Linked DNA regions of Homo sapiens: region 1 is linked to region 2. A link is a contact called in ENCODE Hi-C or POLR2A ChIA-PET data. All regions are on one chromosome and are shown on one strand. The core of a region is the stretch at or near the end of the contact, and the rest is flanking DNA. Distances in the headings are between cores, read along the strand shown.

Evidence for each region. Hi-C counts contacts between places; a loop is a spot of excess contacts on that map. ChIA-PET counts read pairs that join two places held with the same protein, here RNA polymerase II (POLR2A). Pooled maps may share reads with other maps.
Region 1: a pooled map shows a loop between it and region 2 (2.8-fold over the local background). The contact joins two enhancer-like sites. A Hi-C loop is called at or near these places in 2 of 50 pooled maps. POLR2A ChIA-PET finds 5 or more read pairs at or near these places in 2 of 52 experiments (AG04450 and activated CD8-positive, alpha-beta memory T cell).

What each region holds. Positions count from the first base shown.
Region 1 is chr19:18,699,315-18,702,558 of GRCh38, reverse strand. The region is part of intron 1 of CRTC1 (CREB regulated transcription coactivator 1); the gene reads right to left. Among named protein-coding and RNA genes, the nearest start is that of CRTC1, 17 kb to the right of the region's middle. RefSeq lists enhancers at 1,253-1,302, 1,646-2,492. Within about 2 kb of position 1,403, at least 31 of the 41 ENCODE cell types and tissues checked have a DNase peak (open chromatin) inside an H3K27ac peak, as active enhancers do.
Region 2 is chr19:18,984,000-18,986,857 of GRCh38, reverse strand. No RefSeq gene overlaps it. Among named protein-coding and RNA genes, the nearest start is that of HOMER3, 44 kb to the right of the region's middle. Within about 2 kb of position 1,342, at least 6 of the 41 ENCODE cell types and tissues checked have a DNase peak (open chromatin) inside an H3K27ac peak, as active enhancers do.

The DNA.
Region 1 (3,244 bases), core at 154-2,653, 280 kb after region 2:
TCCATCTCAAAAAAAAAAAAAAAAAGACTATCCCCTAAGAAGCCAGGTATGGGGCTCAAGCCAGCACTTTGGGAGGCCCAGGCAGGAGGAGGATCACTTGAGCCCAGGAGTTTGAGACCAGCGTAGGCAACACAGGGAGACTCCTGTCTCTACAAAAAATATATACTAAAAATTAGCCAGCTGTGGTGGTACACACCTATGGTCTCAGCTACTCAGGCGGCTGAGGCAGGAGGACTGCCTGAGCCCAGGAAATTGAGGCTACAGTGAGCCAAGATCACACCACTGCAGTCCAGCCTGGGCAACAGAGCCAGACCTTGTCTCAAAAAAAAAAAAAAATGCTGGGCACAGTGGCTCACGCCTGTAATGCCAGCACTTTGGGAGGCTGAGGCGGGCAAATCACCTGAGGTCGGGAGTTCAAGACCAGCCTGACCAACATGGAGAAACCCCATCTCTATTAACAATACAAAATTAGCCGGGTGTGGTGGTACACGCCTATAATCCCAGCTACTCGGGAGGCTGAGACAGGAGAATTGCTTGAACCCGGGAGGAGGAGGTTGCGGTGAGCCGAGATTGCACCACTGTATTCCAGCCTGGGCAACAAGAGTGAAACTCCGTCTCAAAAAAAAAAAAAAAAAACAAAACGGTGGGCGCGGTGGCTCATGCCTATAATCCCAGCACTTTGGGAGGCCAAGGTGGGCGGATCATTTGAGATCAGGAGTTGGAGACCTGCCCGACCAACATGGTGAAACCCCGTCTCTACTAAAAATACAAAAAAAATAAAAAACATTAGCTGGGCCTGGTGACACACGCCTGTAATCCCAGCTACTCAGGAGGCTGAGGTAGGAGAATCGCTTGAACCCAGGAGGTGGACGTTGCAGTGAGCTGAGATGGCGCCATTGCACTCCAGCCTGGGTGACAGAGTGAGATTCTGTCTCAAAAAACAAAAAACAAAAATCCTATCTCATAAGAAACAGTTAACAGCAATGAATACTCCCTCAGGTGAAACTAAACAGATGACCCATAAGCCACACAGTGGCAGCTGTCATATTCTGGGCCAAGGCACAGAGGTGAACAAGGTGCGATCCTGCTCTCACTGTTGCCCCAAGTAGCAGCTCAACAGCTGGCCTCGGCCAAGCAGGCATCTTTCAAGGTGTGCACCCACCACGGGCCGGGCACGGGGCCAGACACTTTGCGTGGATGCATCATCTAATCCATGTGACGACTCCTCAAGGGGGCTCTGTGAGCACCCCCTTTTTACAGCCAGGAAACTGAGGCACAGAAGGGAGGGACTGTTTGGCAGGAGCCAACAGAGGCGCATAGAGCAGCGTGATGAGCCCCGGGCTCTGGGGGCGGGCCCGCGAGCAGGCAGCCTCCACCCCATGGTGGACCTTCAGGCTCCTCCTTCTGCCCCGGCTGAGCCGGCAGTGAAGGGATTAGCGGGCTCCTTGCCGAACAGAGGCCGAGGCCGCCTGGGCGCAAAGATAGGCTGTTGGGACCATAAATCATCCCCAGGGTCTGTGCATTTATTCTGTGATGATATAATGAGCCACTCCTGTCCTAATTACAGCCACCAATCTCGCCTGCCTGGGAGGACCGAAGGGATCCCCGCAGCGATGGAAGCGGGATGCGCACAGATGCGAAAGGACTCAATGGTGTAACGCAGCAGGGAGCCTCTGCTTTCAGTCACTTGAGAAAGAGACGCTGAAGCAGACAGAGAGCCCCTCCGAGGTTCCGAGGTTCTGCAGACCCCTGCAGCCCAGAAAGGTGGACAGCTCGCGTGTCTTTGCGGACACGCTCGGCCTCCCCGTGTCCCCAGCCAGAGGGACGGCCAGCCCACAGAGCCAGTCCCAGGCGCCCTGCTAGGCTGTGCTGATACTTCCTCCCAGAGATTTCCGGGCGAATGACCAGCTGGCATGCACCCACCCACCCTCTGCACCCAGGTGAGTGGTGCCAGATGCAGAGGAAACGGGAAGTGCTGTGGTGTTTCTGTTTTCAATTTTAATCAAAGTTTTGAAACATAAATGATTTCTTTATTTTCATTTTTTTTATTTAAAAAAAAAAAAGTGTGGCAGAGAGCTTCTCTGCAGCAAGAGCCCCGGCAGGAAAGGGAAGAGAAGGGCGGCCTGCAGAAGTTCTCAGGGAGGCTTCGCCCCCTTGCCGAGAGCCCCCAAGCACCGTGGTGGTCTCTGGGCTGTTGAAATACCAGAGTGGGGTATGTGGATAAGGGACAGGGTGGCTAGGATATGGGCACAGGGTATTAGCACCCGCAGTGGGAGAAGGCCCACCCTTCCAAGCAGACTCAGCCCCTCTGGGCCTCACCGCACCCTTCAACCCCACCCCACGGAGTGAAACTCCTGGGACCAGCGGAGGCGTCAGGACCCAAGTACAGAGAAGGGGGAATTTTATGTAGTAAATGAGGACCCAAAGCCTCTCAGCCGCTATAGTGGTGACGTTCCCCAGTGTGGGGCTCCCTGAGATGGAAGACGCAGCCACTTAACATAACCCTCCCGTCGCCAACCCTCCTGGGGAATCAGGCTCAGGATCCATGGGTGTGAGAGCTGCCGAGATGAGGCTCAGTCTGTCACAAGCCCGCCTTTGCCAAGCCCCAGGTCATCACAGAGCCCCAGCACCCACTATCTCCGGGGGACACCTGCCCTGGCCCCTCCTAGGCCTCCTGCTGCTCCCTACTCGTTCCTCCCAGGCCTGTCCCCACATGGCAGCCAATGGGATCCTTGCAAAGCATAAATCCCACATCACTGCCCTGCTCAAAACCCTCCCCATCCCAGGACCAGATCTCAACCCCTCACCCTGGCCCACGAGGCATCACCCCCAGAGCCAGGCGAGGCCAGGCTCTTCGCTTTGGCTCAGAGCCGCAACCTCAGGGGCAGGGCCAGCTGGCACAGGTGTGGCTTCCTGTCACTCCCTAGGGCAGGGTCTCCAGCTGACCTGCTCTCCAAGGTGTCTCCGGGGCCAGCTCACAGGAGATGCTCAGGAAATACCAACTGACTCGAGGAATGGACTTTCCTATCCAAACCCTCACTGCTGCAGGGAGAACTCACCGGGCCACCCCAGTGCTTCTTGTTCAGGCACTCAGAGGGCTGGGTGGGCACCATCATGCAGCCCCAGGGCCATCCTACCCCGAGGATTTGACCCTGGAACACACTGTGTTCCGTACAAGTATACAGGCTCAGGATTTGCTTAGAAAAATGTGAGCTCCAGGAAGACCACAAACTACTCTTCTCAC
Region 2 (2,858 bases), core at 93-2,592:
CACCAACTCCCAGTTCTTGCAGCTTGTGGCCAGGTGTGAAAAGGGGAGCGTTAGCCTCGAGATTTCAGCTTCCACGCCTTCATGACTTGCTTTTGCCAGGAGGAAAGCAAACCTTAAGAATTTGAATCCTCAGTCCTAACATGTCCTCTCTGTGCTGTGTAACCTGGGGCGGGTGATCCACATCTCTGAGTGTCAGCTTCCTCATTTGCAAATGGGGAGAACAGTAGCATCTACAGAAGGGTTCTTAGGAGCAGCACCCGCATGCTGTGAACTCAGACATCGCTGATCTGTTTCCATTGTTCTGTGTCAGTGGACCCAGTCCTTGAGGCATCCCATTGGCTGACTCCTCCTCCTTAAAACAAAGGCCAGGCGTGGTGGCTCACGCCTGTAATCCCAGCACTTTGGGAGGCCGAGGCAGGCAGATCACCTGAGGTCAGGAGTTCGAGACCAGCCTGGCCAACATGGTGAAACCTCGTCTCTACTAAAAATGCAAAAATTAGCTGGGTGTGGTGGTGCATGCCTGTAATCCCAGCTATTCCGGAGGCCGAAGCAGGAGAATCGCGTGAATCCAGGAGGCGGGGGTTGCAGTGAGCCGAGATCGCACCACTGTACTCCAGCCTGGGCTACAAAAGCAAAACTCTATCTATAAATAAATAAATGAAGTTTCCTGAGTCCTTACCTAGACCCCATGACATGATGAAAGGGCCTTGACTCCAGTGTCCTGGTCACAACGAGTGACTTTGGAAAATTCACTTCACTCCCTGAGGCCCCAGCATGCTCATCTTAAAATAAAGATGTTCCAAGCTGGGCGTGGTGGCTCACACCTGCAATCCCAGCACTTTAGGAGGGAGAGGAAAGAGCACTGCTTGAGGCCAGGAATTCAAGGCCAGCCTGGGCAACGTAACAAGACCCCATCTCTATTAAAAAAAAAAGAAACCCTAGCCGGGCATGGTGGCACATGCCTGTAGTCCCACCTACTTGGGAGGCTGAGGAGGAAGGATCACTTGAGCCCGGGAGGTCAAGGCTGCAGTGAGCTGTGATTGTACCACTGCACTCCAGCCTGGGTGACAGAGTATGACCTTGTCTCAAAAAAAATAAATCCATTTGCAAAGTGTAGCATCATTTTTGTAAAAATCTTGTAAAATGTAGACAAGCCCCCCGTATATGGCAATGTTGGGCTGTGTTTCAGCACAAAGATGGGTCTACTCCAAACCGGCCACGTGGTAGGGAAGCGTGTGGGGTCCGGGCAGGGGTGCCACCCCCCACCAACACCCAGCCATGTGCCTCCTTACAACCAGTTTGAAAGGAAAATCCACTGAAGAATGTTTAGAGGAAGTAAAAACAGCAAAGCACTTGCTGGCAGCAATTGTCGGCCTTTGTTTCGGAGGCAGCTGTGGTCTTAGGAGAAAAAAGGATCAGATTTGAACCAAGACAGTTTCTTCCTGTGTCAAATGGGGAAATAAGCCTGGCTTCCTCCCAGGGCCATTGTTCAAAGGCTGCTGTGAAAAACCCTCTGACATCTCCTTGGCAGAGGCTCTGATCGGCTTTTTACATCTTGTCTGTTCACTCATTCATTCATTCATTCATTCACCACACATTTTTATTTGTTGGTTTTCGTTTTGAGACAGGGTCTTACTCTGTCGCCCAGGCTGGAGTGTAGTGGTGCCATCTCGGCTTACTGCAACCTCCACCTCCAAGATTCACGCAATCCTCCCACCTCAGCCTCCTGAGTAGCCGGGACTATGGGCACGCGCCACCATGCCCAGCTAATTTTTGTATTTTTTAGTAGAGAGGGGCTTTTGTCATGGTGCGGTGGCTCATGCTTGTAATCCCAGCACTTTGGGAGGCCAAGGCAGACGGATCGCTTGAGGTCAGGAGTTTGAGACCAGCCTGGGCAAGACGGCAAAATTCCGTTTGTACTAAAAATACAAAAATTAGCCAGGCATGGTGGTACACACACATAGTTCCAGCTACTCGGGAGGCTGAGGCGAGAAGATCACTTGAACCCGGAAAGTGGAGGTTGCAGCGAGCCGGGATGGCGTCACTGCACTCCAGCCTGAGTGACAGAGTAAGACTCTGTCTCAAAAACAAACAAAAAATTTATCATCATTATCATTATTATTTTTAAGACGGCATCTCACTCTGTAGCCCAGGCTGGAGTACAGTGGCATGATCATAGCTCTCTGCAGCCTTGACCTCCTGGGCTGAAATGATCCTCCAGCCTTAGCCTCCTGAGTAGCTGGGACTACAGGCATGTATCACCATGCCTGGCCTGATTTACACCTTTTAAAAGAGCAGTCTGGAAGGGCAGGGCAGGAATGAAAGCAATTCTGAACTGTTCCATCTATACCCCTCGGTTCCAGCCCCATTTAATGGCAGGCACCTGTGCAGGGTATCAGGGCTACCCTGGGCTGCTGGAGCACCCTTTGCCTGAATGCCCACTGGAACCAGAAGTGCCTGGAATTGACATTCCCCAGGGTAACCCTGACAGCTGACGAGGGTGGGGTGTGAATAACCTAGCCAAAAGACACAGAGACATAGACCCCGTGTGCTGGCCAGCTATTTGGTAAAACAACCATTCTCTGGCAGTTGTCTGAAATGTGGCCTTAGACAACGTTGTAGGCTCCGTCTCAGCCCCGAACCCCATGGAGGTCACTTGCAAGGAACCCAGAGCAAACCTGTCCTTTCTGGCTTGGACGTCCCACCTGCCTACTCTAGAGCCTTTGACAGTTTCCCTGTTTCAGTCCAGAGATGTTCACCCTCTCCTTTCTGGCTCTCCACGTTCTTGGCAGGTTGTTGCAAGAGGCAGAGATGTCTGGGAGCAACTAAGTCCCTCAGAACGCAGAAAACCTTCTTCT